2 separate regions of the Homo sapiens genome follow, and region 1 is linked to region 2. A link is an interaction called in ENCODE POLR2A ChIA-PET data of the cell type or tissue named here. Cell type or tissue: GM12878. All regions are shown on one strand. Each heading gives the region's core, and the rest is flanking DNA. Links, peaks and the distances in the headings are about the cores only.

Region 1 (8,481 bases), core at 305-8,304, 580 kb after region 2:
CCTCATCTCTAAAAAAAATACAAAAATTAGCCGGGCATGGTGATGTGTACCTATGATCCCAGCTACTCAGGAGGCTGAGGTGGGAGGATGGCTTGAGCCTGGGAGGCAGAGGTTGCAGTGAGCTGAGATTACACCACTGCACTCTAGCCTGGGTGACAAGTCAGACCCTATCTCAAAACAAACACAGAACATATTTCTGTATTAAGGTCTGATTCTGTGATGTGTGTATAATTCTAGGATTATCATTTCCTTTGTAGATATACTAAATAGAAAAACTTGAGATTTGAACAATTTCCTTGCCAGTATTATCACATGCAGCAGCTTTTGATGGTGGAGAGACTTAACAGTTAAAAATTTCCAACAACATTAATTTTTAGCTATATTATACTTAATTATATAATTAATTTTAGTAGCTAATATTTGTTTTAATTCTTTCTAATAGCCTAGGTCAGTGGATTCTTGGATTATTGCATTTAATCCTCAGAACAACCATATAAAGTCTAGATAGTATCATTACTCCTATTTTACAGAGAGGAAAACAGACTAAAAGTAACTTGTCCAGGGGCACATAGAAGCAAGCAGCAGAGCTGGGATTTAAATGGAGGCAATTTGGTACCAGGACAACGTGCACACACACACTCCGTACTTCCTACTGTGATAAATTTCTCTCTTGGTTGGGTGAGATTTGCTGAAATAATGTATATTTAAAGGATCTAGCACTGCTCTTGGTACCTTGTAGGTGCTCAATTGAATTTTCTTTTATAATGGGCAGAGTGATCTCATTGAATTAGGTGGCATATTCCACCTGGTAGTCAAATAAGGAATTTTTATATAGGTAAACTCGGATTTGAGGTTTGTTGTACAGATAGATTATTTCATCACCAAGGTACTAGACCTAGTATTCAATAGTTATTTTTTCCTGACCCTCTCCCTCCTACCCTTGACCTCCAAGTAGGCCCCAGTGTCTGTTCCTCTCTTTGTGTCCATGAGTAGGAGTTCTTTTTTAAAAATTTTTTATTGCGGTGAACTGCACAATAAATCAATCATTTTAAAGAAAACCCTGTTGTGCAACCACTACCTCTATCTATCTGTCTGGTTCAAAGCCATTTTTATCATTCCCAGAAGGAAAATCCTGTGTCCATCTTCAATCTCCCCTGCCCGCCATGAGCCCAACTTATGGCATCCACCAATCTGTGTTCTATTGCTATGGATTTGCCTATTCTGGATTTACATGTGACCTCTTATGTTTGGCTTCTTTCCCTCAGTATAATATTTTTGAGGTTTATCCACCTTGTAGCATGTACTTCATTTATTCTTGTGGGGGAATACTGTTCCATTCTATGGATACCACAATTTGTGTTACCTATTCATCCACTGATGGACATTCAGGTTATTTCCACCTTCTGGCCATTGTGAATAGTGTTGCTGTTCACATCCTATAATAGCATATGTGTACATGTATTTGTTTGACTACCAATTTTTAATTCTTTTAAGTATAAGAAGTTTTCTTTTTTAAAGGAAAATGGCCTTTATTGGATGTTTAAAAATTCTATAAAAATATTAATTAAAAAAGAAAGTGGAGGCCGGGTGTGGTGGCTCACGCCTGTAATCCCAGCACTTTGGGAGGCCAAGGCAGGTGGATCACTTGAGTTCAGGAGTTCGAGATCTGCCTGGCCAACATGGTGAAACCCCATCTCTACTAAAAATACAAAAATTAGCCAGGCATGGTGGTGGGCGCCTGTAATTCTAGCTACTTGGGAGGCTGAGGTAGGAGAATCGCTTGAACCCAGGAGGCGGAGGTTGCAGTGAGCCAAGATTGTACCACTGCACCCTAGCCAGGGCAACAGAGCGACAGTGTCTCAAAAAGAAAATAGAAAAGTAGTATACAGTAAAGAGTACTACTGTATACATTTGTATCATAGCATCTTACAGGGAGCATGGCTTGGCGCTGGGCAAATGTTTGTTAAATTGAACTTTTGGTTTTTGAGAAACTTCTTTCTAATTCTGATTTTGCTATCAACTATCTGATTTTGGAGAAATCCTCAGTTTCTGTGCCCTAGTTTTTATTTCTGTAAAGAAATAGACTAAACTCTTTAAGAGTCTTTTAAGTTCTGTGAAAGTCTGTTCCCTTTTTTCTTTTTTTTTTTTGAGACGGAGTCTCGTTCTGTCGCCCAGGCAGGACTGCGGACTGCAGTGGCGCAATCTCGGCTCACTGCAAGCTCCGCTTCCCGGGTTCACGCCATTCTCCTGCCTCAGCCTCCCAAGTAGCTGGGACTACAGGCGCCCGCCACTGCACCTGGCTAATTTTTTGTATTTTTAGTAGAGACGGGGTTTCACCTTGTTAGCCAGGATGGTCTCGATCTCCTGACCTCATGATCCACCCGCCTCGGCCTCCCAAAGTGCTGGGATTACAGGCATGAGCCACCGCGCCCGGCCCCCTTTTTTCTTTTAATAGGAATGTTTTGGTACTGTATCCTTTTACCCTCTGGAAGATAGGTACTTACCAGCCCTTGGCTATTGTAGGCAGTTCTTTCTCATTAAATTTGCCTCTGGAAAGGGCTATATGATCAAGAAAGTTGGGACCACTCACTGTTCTCGTCTTTAACCTCTTGCAAGGTTTCTTCAGGAAAGACTCATTTTCCATCCTCCCATCTTCCCCTTCCATATCTTGCAAACCCTAGTGTAGAGACTGAAGAACTCAAGTGCCTATAGGGCACAGACAGCATAATATCAATTAAAGAAATTGGCTGAACGGTACTTTAGGTAACTTGAGAGTACACTAAAGGAGGCAGCTCCAGTTTTCCTTGTGGATTTAGTATTGCTGGATCCTGTGATTCAAGAGAAGCCAAAGGTCTGAGATTTTTATGTAAAATCTGATTTTTAAATGTTGGCAATTAATTTTAAATGTTTTTTTAAACTGTGCAGGCGAAACAGAACACTTCTGCAGTCCAAGTACTTACTATAGGAAGTACAAGACCTGTAGAAAGGAAAACTGTGGCTGGGTATGGTGGCTCACGGGTGTAATCCCAGCACTTTGGGAGGCCGAGGCAGGTGGGTCGCCTGATGCTAGGAGTTCAAAACCAGCCTGGCCAACATAATGAAACGTCATCTCCACTAAAAATACACAAAATTAGCTGGGCGTGGTGGTACGCCTGTAATTCCAGTTACTCAGGAGGCTGAGGCATGAGAATTGCTTGAACTGGGGAGGCAGAGGTTGCAGTGAGCTGAGATGGCGCCATTGCACTCCAGCTTGGGTGATAGAGGGAGACTGTCTCAGAACAACAACAACAACAAAAGGAAAGCTGTGTATTGTGAAGTGAAATCAGAGTCACCTTGAAATGGGCATGAGGTATTCATCAGATTGCCTTTGGAATAAAAGAAATAATGTCCGTGGAATATCTCAGTAACACCTCCTCATTGCTAACCCTTTTGAGGGCAGAAATTATAGTTTTTATTTATGTTAGTAGCTCCAATTAATATATTAATAATAGTTCTAGGTGTGTTCTACACATTATTGCTAGTGCTTACAACTCTACAAGGTAGATAGGTATTACCACTGTATTATAAATGAGACAGCCAAGGCTTGCTGTGATAAGTAACTTGTCCAAGGTCACACAAAAAATAAGTGATACATTTATGATGAAACCTCAGTTCTGACTACCTTTGTTCTTTCATTATGACATGCTGCCTACCTCTTATTTATTATAAACAATATTGGTATACTGACACAAGGATCAGATGCTTTGTATAATGGTTGTAGACTTTTCCAAGGAATCTTGTGACTTTCTTCTTTTTACTTTATCCCCCTTAATGCAAAAAAAGAGAGATTACAATAAATACTTGAAATGCGTCCTAATTATCTGTTACGTATAGTCATGATTGTGAGTTTCTGATCAAGCCAAATGAAAATTTATGTGCTTTTAACAATGATATTGACAACCTCTAATACTAGAACCTTTATCCCCTGAGTCTTAACCCCTTAATTCTTCCATATTTTGTAATTGGCCCTTTAAAGATAAATAGGTGTAGAAGGATTTCTTACATACCTCTTAAGCATCTGCTTCTAGAGCATAGCCACTGGCAAATGGAAACAACTGAATTCTCTTCTAGAGCACATTTGAATCCATCTCACTAAAGCTTCTCAACTTGTGACTTCTTCTGAAAAATTTATTTTGGTCTTCTCATTTTCTATTTTCTTTTTCTCTCATGTCAGTGGAAGAGATTCTCAATTTCTTTTCTAAGGTACTTTCAATTTCCTGACTTGATTCTGTGACATACTTTTTCTATTTTCCACTCTCTCTTTTCATTACTCCCTTTCATGTGTTTGTTTTCCTCACACCAGTAGTAGTCAAACTGCTGTTAACTATGATTTCTGAAAAGGTACTTCTGCATTTGATATAATTTCAAAAGGGCCATGGTGCTTAAAAAGAAATTAGAAAACTAAATGCTTATGGTAGTATAATCATGTAACAGTGTACTAGAAAAACTACTTTATTGGCCGGTCACGGTGGCTCACGCCTGTAATCCCAGCACTTTGGGAGGCCAAAGTGGGCAGATCACTTCAGGTCAGGAGTTCGAGACCAGGCTGGCCAAGATGGCAAAACCCCGGTCTCTACCAAAAATATAAAAAATTAGCCGGGTGTTGTGGCGTGCCTGTAATCTCAACTCCTCGAGAGAGGCTGAGGCAGGAGAATCCCTTGAGTAGTTCCCCACATGCATACATACAATGATCACTACTCAACTAGATACTCTAAGGAGATCCTCTATAGATCTCCAGCGTTCTCTCTGAGTGTGTCTCTCCTTTCCAGTACTCTGCATTGAGAACCCCGGCCATCTGGGCTTCCCCAGACTCCTAGCTCTACCACTTCAACTTAAGAAGCTTAAGAAGACTGCTGGGTGGCCAGGCGCGGTGGCTCACGCCTGTAATCCCAGCACTTTGGGAGGCCGAGGCGGGCGGATCACGAGGTCAGGAGATCGAGTCCATCCTGGCTAACACGGTGAAATCCTGTCTCTACTAAAAATAAGTATATTGAAAATTATCTACCACCATGTGAAATAGTAGTTGTCATTTTAGTCAGGCTGTGGTACAGTGCAATGGCACAATTTCTGCTCACTGCAAGCTCTGCCTCCTGGGTTCACGCCATTCTCCTGCCTCAGCCTCCCAAGTAGCTGGGACTACAGGTGCCTGCCACCACGCCCGGCTAATTTTTTGTTATGTAAATATAATTGTTTTTTCCTCTAGGTTGAAGAATTTAGGTAATCTGGCCAGGTGTGGTGGCTCACGCCTGTAATTCCAGCACTTTAGGAGGCCAAGGCGGGCGGATCACGAGGTCAGGAGATCGAGACCATCCTGGCTAACACGGTGAAAACCCGTCTGTACTAAAAATACAAAAAATTAGCCAGGCGTGGTGGCAGGCATCTGTAGTCGCAGCTACTCGGGAGGCTGAGGCAGGAGAATAGTGTGAACCCAGGAGGCAGAGCTTGCAGTGAGCTAAGATCATGCCACTGCACTCCAGCCTGGGCAACAGAGTGAGACTCCGCCTCAAAAAAAAAAAAAGTATTTAGGTAATCTGCAGAAGAAGGTGGTTCAGGTCTTTGGTTGCTGTTCTTTCCTAGACTCTTCAGAAAAAAATGAATTAACTAGCAATGCTTAAAGAGGTAGTAAATACAAGCCAATCCATTTTCATTCCAGCTGCATTTCATGCTTCAGAGTAATGGCTGTTAGCCAGAATCACTTGTGAAGCTTTATACACATATACATTCTGTGATCTTATTCCCTGTAAACCCCTATTCAGTAGTCGGTCTGTGATGAAATCCCAGGCATCTTCATTCAGGTTAAAAAAAATATACATATGTCTACATGAAATTCTGGTATTCCCTGTTGAAAACCAGTCTTAAGTTAGAGGCATTCTGCAGTTGTACGGAAAGTAAGGGAAACAAAGTTAAAATGGAAAAAATTGAATTAAGAGGCAGAAGTAATGAATTTGATCATTTGTTCATTGCCACTCATTGTAGACACTTATTTTTGATCTCTGTAAACATCAGCTTATATCTCAAAGTATGAGGTCTGAATACTTGCTTGTGGGTGATCATCTTTGTGTAGAATAGAAAAGACAAAGTAGGACCAGGTGCAGTAGCTCACACCTGTAATACCGGCACTTCGAGAGGCCAAGGTGGTAGAATTGCTTGAGCCCAGGAATTCAAGACCAGCCTGGACAACATGGTGAGACCCTGTCTCTACTGAAAAAAAAAAAAAAAAAAAAAAGAAAAAAGAAAATATTAGCTGGACATGGTGGCATGAGCCTGTAGGCCCAGCATACTTGGGACATTGAAGTGTGAGGATCACTTGAGCCTGGGAGGTTGAGGCTGCAATGAGCAATGATTGTGCCACCGCACTCCAATCTGGACAACAGAGTGAGACAAGAAGAGAGAGAGAGAGAGAGACAGATAGAGCGAGTGTCTTGTTGAGTTCTTCAGTGTTGGGTCAAAGAAGGGAAAAAAATTGTGCGTATAAATAGAAAAAAAGAAAACTAACTTTTTAAGGCTTTAAAAATAACTGAAAGTGAAGACCCTGAGATATGAAAAGTGATTTTTGTTAATCAGAAAATTGGTGATTTAGGTGATAATGGGGTGGAAGTTGGAAGATAGGACGTGAGGGGACAGGGTATTTGGATTAAATATAACATAGAAAGATAACATTTTTAGTTCAGGTAGTAGGATATTCTGGTAATGACAGAAAGGAAAACAAGATGGGTTTTTTTTGGTTTTTGTTTGTCTAATATTTTTGTTTTTCATCTCTAAGATTATGGTATAAAAACAGGAATTTATGTTTTAGAATTGTTTGGGTAGAATCACTTAAGGTAGATGATTTGCTTATTCATTCATTTGTTTATTTATTAAGCACATTATTGAAATGCCCATTATGTGCCAGGCATAATAATATAGTAAGTAAAATAGATGGCATTCCTAACCTCAGTGTTACTCTAATTGCATAGACAGGAATGCTGGGGAAAGAATTTATCTTTCAGCCAGCTATTCTCCTGCCTGGGACCCAGCTTTAGCTAGTCTTGGCTCTACAAAGGAAGTTGTAACCTAATTGGAACATAATTTCTTCTCCGTAAAAACTGAGGGTTACACCAAATACTTTCACCACTTCTACCTCTAAAATTCTTGCTTTTAATGTGAATTTTAGATTAATTTAGATTAGATTAATCCCTTAAAACTACATTCATTACATTCATACCATTCTTGCATGGCCCTCTATATATTTCTTCTCTCCTACTACCTTTTTTCCCTCATAGCTCTGGTGTCTTGATACAGTTTTGATTGGCTATTTATGTGCTTTCAGTCAACCTCACTGGACTGAAAGCTTTTTGGGAGCAGACTCGGGTTTCTGTGAACATGTGATTTACTGTGTGTGTACCTATGCACACGAAATGAACAAATGGTGACAAAATTAGTTTTTTCTTATTTTTGAAAATGCTGTTGATCTTGTGAATTTAATATTAGACTGTCTTTCAAGATCAACAACAAAATAATATATGTAAAATAATATAAATTGTAATTCTGCTTGTTTCTTTTCATTGATAGATTATTATGTATGTTTACAAGGACATGATTAGTTTAGAAAGGAATGATTATTAAATATATGGTTATATAATATGGTTAGCTGTTAATAGCCATGGAACAGATCTCTATTCAGTATTGGTTTTATAAGCACTCAGCAAAATTCTGTTTTAAGTATGTGTTCTAAATTTTAAAATGAATGTATGTTGACATTTTTCATTGCTTACATTCCAGAAATGAGCTTATTTTACTGGTAACAATTAAATGTGAGTTTAGTAAGGGTAGAAAATTGGAGGAAACTGGAGTCTCCTTTTCTCTTTAGCAGATGTCTTAGTCTGTTTGTCAGCTATAACAAAATGCCTTAGGCAAGGTAATTTATAAACAATAGAAATGTATTGCTGATAGTCTGCAGTATGGAGTCTGGGGAGTCCAGGATAAAGGCACCAACAGATTATATGTCTGCTGAGGGTTTGCTCTCTGCTTTGAAGATGATGCTTTCTTATTGTGTACCCATGTGGTGAAAGGGCCAAGGCAGTGTCCTTCAATCTCTTTTATAAGGGCACTCATTCCATTTTGGGAGGGCAGAGCCCTCATGACTTACTTCCTAAAAGGCCCCACCTCTTAACACTATTACATTGGATGTTAGGTTCCAACATGAATTTTGGCAGGACACTAACACTCAGACTATAGCACCAGACAAGCAAGCAGTCACTGTAATTTAAGCCCATTAGAATGGAAGGTCCATAAAGACATATTTTTGTCTGTTTTGTTGTTGATGTATCCCCAGCCTGGTGTACATCAGGCAGTCCATAAATATTTATTGAGTGAATGAGTACATGAATAAATGAATGAGAATATTTACTGAGCTGTCGTTCATTTTATAGCAGGTACAATGTTGTTTCTTCACCACTGATA
Region 2 (8,481 bases), core at 273-8,272:
GAGTGCGGTGGTGCAGTCTCGGCACACTGCAACCTCCACCTTCCAGGTTCAAGCGATTCTCCCGCATTAGCCTCTTGAGTAGCTAGGATTACAGGCGTGTGCCACCACGCCTGGTTAAGTTTTGTATTTTTAGTAGAGACAGTGTTTCATCATGTTGGCCAGGCTGGTCTTGAATTCCCAGACTCAAGTGATCCTCCTGCCTCGGCCTCCCAAAGTGCTGGTGATGTTGGATTTTTCTTCTCAGTCACTTTGCAAGCCAGGGACCTCTGGCTGGGAATGCCCGACCCTGGCCTCACTTGGCCATGCTGGCGTGCCCCAGCTCACCTGTGTTATAGCTTGTACCACATTCAGCAGTTCCCAAGCTCTTATACCGCACCCAAGATAAATGAGGATACACTGGACATTGAAGGGTGAGGAGGGCAGAGAATAATTTTATTGAGCAATGAAACGGCTCTCAGCAGAGAAGGGAGCTGGAGAGAGGACATGAAGGGCAGGGTGTCTTCCTCAAACTCAGGTTGTCTCTTCCCTGAAGTCAACCCATTTCCCCCTCTACTGACTGAGTCTGGGGTCTTCATAGGCACAAGTTGCATGCTGATTGGTTTGTGAGTATGCAAAAAAGGTTAAAACAAGGCACCACTCAAAGGCGGGCCCCACAGTATAGAAAACCAATTAGGAAATGGTAGGCATATGTAAAATAGGTGAAGGGTGGGGACCAATCAGAGGAAAGTGTGCCAAACAGGAAGACAAGTTTTCAATCCAGTCTGAGAATTTAACTTGTAGCTTAGCTTTCGGGCTTTAAACTGCCTTCAGCTTGGAGGTAAGTTTGCACTGGGTACCTGCCCCTATCTGCGTAGGCATTTGGCTGCCTCCTGTAGATATCACTGGGATTATAGGCATCAGCCATTGCACCTGGCCTTTTTTTTTTTTTTCCACTTTAAGCAAAAACTCTTTATTTTTAAGACAAGGTATGATTTCTAATTTTCTATTCTTGGCATAAATTTTAATTCTTTCTAGTGGAACCAAAGCCTCCTGAACCCCTTTCAGTGTCATCCAAATCTTAAACTTCTTCTATTTCTAGTTAAAAAAAAATGTAGTTCACAAATGAGCTATGCAATTTGATCACCTTTCTTGACTTCAAACTTTTTCTTTTTTTTTTTTTTCTTGAGACAGAGTTTCACTCTGTTGCCCAGGCTGGAGTACAGTGGCACGATCTCAGCTCACTGCAACCTCCGCCTCCCGGGTTCAAGTAATCCTCTTGCCTCAGCCTCCCAAGTAGCTGGGACTACAGGCGCCCATCACCACACCCAGCTAATTTTTGTATTTTTAGTAGAGACAGGGTTTCACCATGTTGGCCAGGCTGGTCTAAACTCCTAACCTCAAGTGATCCGCGCACCTCAGCCTCCCAAAGTGCTGGGATTACAGGCATGAGCCACCACGCCCCACTGACTTCAAACTTTTTTTTTGCCAAAATTAAACATTATACCATCAACATTTACGCTATAATCTTTCTCTCTGACACGAGTTCCTACATCTAGAAAGTGTTTTGCAGCCAAACCAGACCATGGAGCCACTCTTCCATAACATCCAGAAGGAAGGGCTATCTGAGTGTCCATTTTCACAAAAGCTTTCTCTGTATGTGGTATTGTGTCATCATAGGCACTGTACAGGTCATAGCTCGCAGCCTGCATGGACCCCTGGGTTGAGGCCATGGGATGTTCAGAGAGCCAGGCAAAGCGAGCTGCATGATGCCCTCCTCTGTAGGCTAGGCCTGCTAGCTGGGGGAAATGGCAGATGTCTTATCAAAGCAGGGCATGGCAGAGTGAGAAGGTGAGTAGAGGAGAGGATCAAATCTGTTTGTTTGTTTGTTTGTTTGTGGTGGAGTCTTGCTCTGTCACCTAGGCTGGAGTGCAGTGGCGTGATCTTGACTCACTGCAGCCTCCACCTCCCAGGTTCCAGGGATGAGAGGATCAAATCTGAAGAATGACCTACTGAGGGGGAATTTTCCCTTCTTTTTTTTATTTTTTGAGATGGAGTCTCGCTTTGTTCCCTATGCTGTAGTGCAGTGGTGCAATCTCAGCTCACTGCAACCTCCACCTCCTGGGTTCAAGTGATTCCCCTGTCTTAGCCTCCTGAGTAGCTGGGATTACAGGTATGAGCCACCATGCCCAGCTAATTTTTGTATTTTTAGTAGAGATGGCATTTCGCCATGTTGGCCAGCTGGCCTCGAACTCCTGACCTCAAGTGATCTGCGTGCCTCGGCCTCCCGAAGTGCTGGGATTACAGGCATGAGCCACCGCGCCCGGGCCTGAGAGGGAATTTTTTTCAATGTTTGGCAGTTGTGTCATATCAATAAGCAGAGAAGCACACTCACAGATGTATGCATACACTTGAATTTATGGTATTTCCTGATTCTTGAGCTTCATATATTTTGCTTTATTTGGTTATAAGGGCTACTCTTTTCATTAAATTTCAACCTAGGATTTTCAGGAAAGTTACATATATATCAGTTATTTCCTTCCCTTTAACTGTTCTCTGAGGGATCACCAGGGACAGCCTGTTCCTCAGTTTTTGTATCTTCTTTTTTTTTTAGTAACTTAGAAACAATAACTTTAAGTACCTACTTAAAACCCAAGTGTTCTAATATATGTGAACCGTTAGGCATCTCATCCTGTTTTAGATGGATTTAGCAAATATCTTGTTCTTTAGTATTATTAAATTGTAACCTTAAGAGAAGGCTTTTATGGGTCTATTTGGTTATATTGTCTGAAGATTTCAGACTAGTGTAACTTTTCTGGGTCAGATACTGAAATGATTCCCACATTTTTTTTTCTCTATTTTCTTGGTCTCTTCACATAACCCAAACCAAACTGAACTGTAAACTGTGTACTAAAACAAGTTGCTGGTCCATGATCTGAACCAAACCCAATTTTTTTTTTTTTTTTGAGACGAATTCTTGCTCTGTCGCCCAGACTGGAGTACAATGGCGTGATCTCGGATCACTGCAACCTCCGCCTCCCAGGTTCGAGCAATTCTCCTGCTACAGCCTCCCAGGTAGCTGGGATTACAGGCGCCTGCCACCACACCCGACTAATATTTGTAATTTTTTTTCTTTTTTTGTTTTTTGAGACAGAGTCTCACTGTTGCCCAGGCTGGAGTGCAGTGGCACGATCTCTGCTCACTGCAACCTCCACCTGCCGGGTTCAAGTGATTCTCCTGCCTCAGCCTCCCCAGTAGCTGGGATTACAGGCATCTGCCACCATGCCTGGGTAATTTTTGTGTTTTTAGTAGAGATGGGGTTTCACCATCTTGGCTAGGCTGGTCTTGAACTCTTCACCTCAGGTGATCCATCCGCTTCGGGCCTCCCAAAGTGCTGGGATTATAGGCGTGAGCCACCGCTCCCGGCCCTCCAAATATTATTATTTTTAAATAATGGCTTTACTGAGATACACTTCACACACTATACAATTCACCCATTTAAAGTGCACAATTCAGGCCAGGTGCAGAGGCCCACGCCTATAATCTCAGCACTTTGGGAGGCCAAGGCAGGCAGATCACCTGAGGTCGGGAGTTCAAGACCAACCTGGCCAACATGGTGAAACCCCCTCTCTACCAAAAATACAAAATAAATTAGCCAGGCGTGGTGGCACATGCCTGTAATCCCAGCTACTTAGGAGGCTGTGGCAGGAGAATCGCTTGAACACGGGAGGCGGAGTTTGCAGTGAGCTAAAACTGCGCCACTACACTCTAGTCTGGGTGACAGCGCGAGACTTTGTCTCAAAAAAAACTAAAAATTAAAAAAAAATAAAGTGTACAACTCAATGGTTTTTAGTATATAAAGAGTTATTGGTACAATCACACACACTTTTTTTTTTTATTTTTAGAGATGGGGTCTTGCTGTGTTGTCCAGGCTGGTCTCGAACTCCTGGGCTGAAGTGATCCACCTGCCTCAGCCTTCTGAGTAGCTGGGACTATAGGCACACACCACCATGCCCAGTTTAACAAAAAAAAAAAAAAAAAAGAAAAAGAAAAACTACATAGCCATGCATTTCAGAAAAATTTTCCCCAGATCTCCAAGTGGACCAGCTGAGACTTGATGGGATCTATATGTTTTCTAAAACTAATGAACCTGAACAATACCTGAATATCATGACCTCTGAACTCAAACATTGAGACTGTATTTATTTTTGAATCCCTAGACTGTTCTTTTTCTCTCTCCTAAGGAAATTGTAGCATGCTAGCAGCATATGATTTACTATCCAAAGTGTTAAGAGAAATTTCTTGGTTTTGGTTGATTAGAAAGATTGAGCTAAAGCAGATTTTGTAACATTCAAGAAGCATCATCTGTCAGGAGACCCACCCAGCCTGTTGAAAGATAACAAAACTGCCAGGTACACTTGGGAATGGGAATGAATGAGAGCCCAGCTACACCATCTGTTTACTTGCATTCACTTGAGCAAATGACTTTGGGCTCAGTTTCTTGATCTAGAAAATGGGATTAAAATACCTGCAATCAAGATTGTTACAAGACGTATATGTTTGATACAATGATTTATTCAACAGTTTTTATTGAGTGCCTACTACATGCCAAGCAGTATTCCGGACACCTAAGACATATCACTCTTCAAAATACACAGTGATTTCAATCTTCATTCCATTCTAGAGAGAGTAGACAGATAATAAATGTTATGTATAATCAATAAGTAAAGTATCTAGTATATTAGACAATGATAAGTGCTATGGAAAAAAAGAAAAAGTAGAGGAAGGGAAACTGATCAGGATTATAGTCTTAGGCGGTGGGGCCGTTGCAGTGCTAAACAGGGTATCAGGTGAGTCTCACTGAGGAGGTGACATTCTAGTAAAGACATTTTATTTTTCTATATTAAGATTTTTCTTAAGGAACATCTTGGTCATTTGAAGGGGGCTGATGATGACAGTGATGAGGATGAGCATCAAGGAAATAAGAAGAACAGGCCGGGTGTGGTGGCTCACACCTGTAATCCCAGCACTTTGGGAGGCCAAGGTGGGTGGATCACCTAAGGTCAGGAGTTCGAGACCAGCCTGGCCAACATGGTTAAACCCCATCTCTACTAAAATTATAAAAATTAGCTGAGAGTAGTAACAGGCACCTGTAGTCCCAGCTGCTCAGGAGGCTGAGGCAGGAGAATTGCATGAACCTAGCAGGCAGAGGTTGCAGTGAGCCAAGATCATGCCACCGCACCCCAGCCTGGGCGACAGAGCGAGACTCTGACTCAAAAAAAAAAAAAAAAAAAAGGGAAATAAGAAGAACAGAGTGATCAGTGTCCTTCAGCTGTCCCCAGCCATATGTTTTCAAAACAACTGCCGTGTTAGGGGCTGAGGATACAAAACCCTGTCAGATACCACCCTGCCTTCTGGGCATGGGTAATCTGGTGGACACAGACATCAGTGATTACAATTACAGTCCACTAGGATGGGTGCTATGGGAGCACCTTTGAGGAGTCCCTTGGTCAAGTTCGGGTATTGGCAAAGATGTCCTGGAGGAAGAAATCCTTGGAACTGAATCCAGAGAACAAGTAGAAATTAAGCAGGTAAAAAAAGGCAGAGGTGAGCATTTCAGCAGAGGGAGCAGCTGTGCAAAGGGCGTGAGATGGCCTGACATGTTTAGGAAGGTTCCAAATGCTGGAGTAAAGGGGTGGGGGGTTAGTGGTGGCAGAAGCTAAGGCAAGAAAGTGCAGGTAGGGGCCACATCATGAAAGGCCATGTTACTTTATAGCCTCCTGGCTCACAGCAAGAATCAAGCATTGCTTATTTAGCCTTTGGAAATGAAGTGCAAATAGGTAGTAGGTTGTTTGCCTACCATGGGTGCTGACACAAAGAAAAGCATCGTTTGTGACCCTAGGACCTCCTTTATGTTTCAACCTTAAAACAGGTGAGGGCCGGGCGCGGTGGCTCACGCCTGTAATCCCAGCACTTTAGGAGGCGGAGGTGGGCAGATCACGAGGTCAAGAGATCGAGACCATCCTGGCCAACATGGTGAAACCCCGTCTCTACTAAAAAAAAAAATACAAAAATTAGCTGGGCATGGTGGTGCACGCCTGTAGTCCCAGCTACTCAGGAAGCTGAGGCAGGAGAATTGCTTGAACCCCGGAGGTGGAGGTTGCAGTGAACCAATATCGCACCACTACACTCCAGCCTGGCAACAGAGCAAGACTCGATCTCAAAAAATAAAATTAAATTAAATTTTAAAAATTTAAAAATTTTTTTTAAAAAAACTGAGATGAGGAGCTGCTGCTTTGGGGCACCTTCCTGGCAAACCTCTTGTCCAGTGATCCTGCCCCACTTCTAGAGACCTGGACTGTTTCTACAGAATCAATCCCAGGAATGTTCATGGTCATTAGCAAATTGTGAGCACAACAAGGGCAGAACCCATCTTGATTCATCTTGTCATACCCCCAATACCTATCACAGTGCTTGGCACATAGTGGATGCTAGGTGTTGGCTGATTAATACAATATTGAATGAAGAGCAGAGAAGGATGGTTGGGAAGGCTAGTTCCTATGTGTTTCAATAATAGTCATAGCAAGGCTGGGCACGGTGGCTCAGACCTGTAATCTCAACACTTTGGGAGGCTGAGGTGAACAGATCACTTGAGGAAAGGAGTTCAAGACCAGCCTGGGCAACATGGTTAAATCCCATCTCTACCAAAAAGTACAAAAATTAGCCAGGTGTGGTGGCACACGCTACTCGGGATAAATTTAGTAAGATAAGGGGCCCAAAGGGAGTTTGCTGTTGTCTCAGATGGACGGGAAAAGCTTTCCTGACTAGTGACTTTTTTTTTTTGATACAGAGTTTTGCTCTGTCGCCCAGGCTGGAGTGCAGTGGTGCGATCTCAGCTCACTGCAACCTCCACCTCCCGGGTTCAAGCAATTCTCTTGCCTCAGCCTCCCAAGTAGCTGGGACTACAGGTGTGTGCCACCACACCCAGCTAATTTTTTTTGTATTGTTTTAGTAGAGATGGGGTTTCACCATGTTGCCTAGGCTGGTCTCAAACTCCTGAGTTCATGCAACCTGCCCGCCTCAGCCTGCCAAAGTGCTGGGATTACAGGAATGAGTCACTCCGCCCAGCTGACAAGTGACCTTTGAGCAAAGATATAAGGAAGCAAGGGGTTGATCCAGAAACCTAGGGAGGGAGCATTCCAGGTGGAGGGAGATGTGAGTGCAGAGGCCCTGCGACAGGTGCAGGCTTCACGTGCTGGAGAACAGTAAGGCCAGTGTGGCTTCAGAGAAGAACAGGAGTTGGCACCAGAAAGGCAGTGGCCAGTCCCAGTGGAGCCTTGTGTGGACTTTGGCTTTCCCTGTGAATGAGATGGGAAGCCAGGGCGGAAGAATGAAATGATCTAACTTCATTCGTTCATTCATTCATTCATTTATTCATTCATTCATTTATGGAGACAGAGCCTCGCGCTGTCGCCCAGGCTGTAGTACAGTGGCACAATCTCAACTCACTGCAACCTCTGCTTCCTGGGTTCAAGCAATTCTCTTGCCTCAGCCTCTCAAGTAGCTGGGACTACAGGCATGTGCCACCATGCCCAGCTAATTTTTTTCTATTTTTAGTAGAGGCAGGATTTCACCATGTTGCTCAGGCTGGTCTCAAACTCCTGAGTTCAGGCAACCCACCCGCCTCAGCCTCCCAAAGTGCTAGGATTACAGGTATGAGCCACAATGTCCAGCCGATCTAACTTCTTTTAAAAAGTTACTGTTGGCCGGGCATGGTGGCTCACACCTGTAATCCCAGCCCTTTGGGAGGCCAAGGTGGGTGGATCACGAAGTCAGGAGTTCAAGACCAGCCTAGCCAAGATGGTGAAACCCCGTCTCTACTAAAAATACAAAAAATTAGTTGGGCATGGTGGCAGGCGCCTGTAATCCCCACTACTGGGGAGGCTGAGGCAGAGAACTGCTTGAACCCGGAGGCTGAGGTTGCAGTGGGCCAAGATCACACCACTGTACTCCAGCCTGGGCAACAGAACAAGACTCCATCTCAAAAAAAAAAAAAAAAGAAAGTTACTGTTGGCAGGCGTGGTGGCTCATGCCTGTAATCTCACCACTTTGGAAGGCCAAGGCAGGCAGATCACCCAAGGTCAGGAGTTCGAGACCAGCCTGGTCAACATGGTGAAACCCCATCTCCACTAAAAATACAAAAATTAGCCCCGTGTGGTGGCAGGCACCTGTAATCCCAGCTACTCGGGAGGCTGAGGTAGGAGAATCACTTGAACCCAGGAGGCGGAGGTTGCAGTGAGCTGAGATCACACCACTGTACTCCAGCCTGGGCAACAGAGAGAGACTCTGTCTCAAAAATAAGTAAATAAAATAAAAAGTTACTGTGGCTTCTTCTAGGACAGTTCTTTCAGTGTACCATGAAAGCTCTTGAAGTCTCAGAATTGCTTAGTTCCAGGGTGTGCTGGTGGAGAAGGAACTTGAGCTTTGGGAAACTTGTCTTTGCGA

What was found. Peaks named below come from ENCODE experiments on the same cell type or tissue, not always from the same donor. Only the 100,000 strongest peaks of a DNase experiment are listed, where the experiment ranks them.
Region 1: POLR2A ChIA-PET joins it to region 2 with 9 read pairs; 2 of 35 experiments call an interaction of 5 or more read pairs at or near these places.

What each region holds. Positions count from the first base shown.
Region 1 is chr16:69,603,577-69,612,057 of GRCh38, forward strand. All of the region lies in intron 2 of NFAT5 (nuclear factor of activated T cells 5), which reads left to right. Among named protein-coding and RNA genes, the nearest start is that of NFAT5, 42 kb to the left of the region's middle. In GM12878, for the core only: no CTCF peak of the experiment used is centred there; a DNase peak (open chromatin) is centred at 4,255; H3K27ac peaks cover 515 bases.
Region 2 is chr16:69,024,857-69,033,337 of GRCh38, forward strand. The region is part of intron 16 of TANGO6 (transport and golgi organization 6 homolog); the gene reads left to right. It also overlaps the pseudogene LOC101060098. Among named protein-coding and RNA genes, the nearest start is that of HAS3, 77 kb to the right of the region's middle. In GM12878, for the core only: no CTCF peak of the experiment used is centred there; no DNase peak of the experiment used is centred there.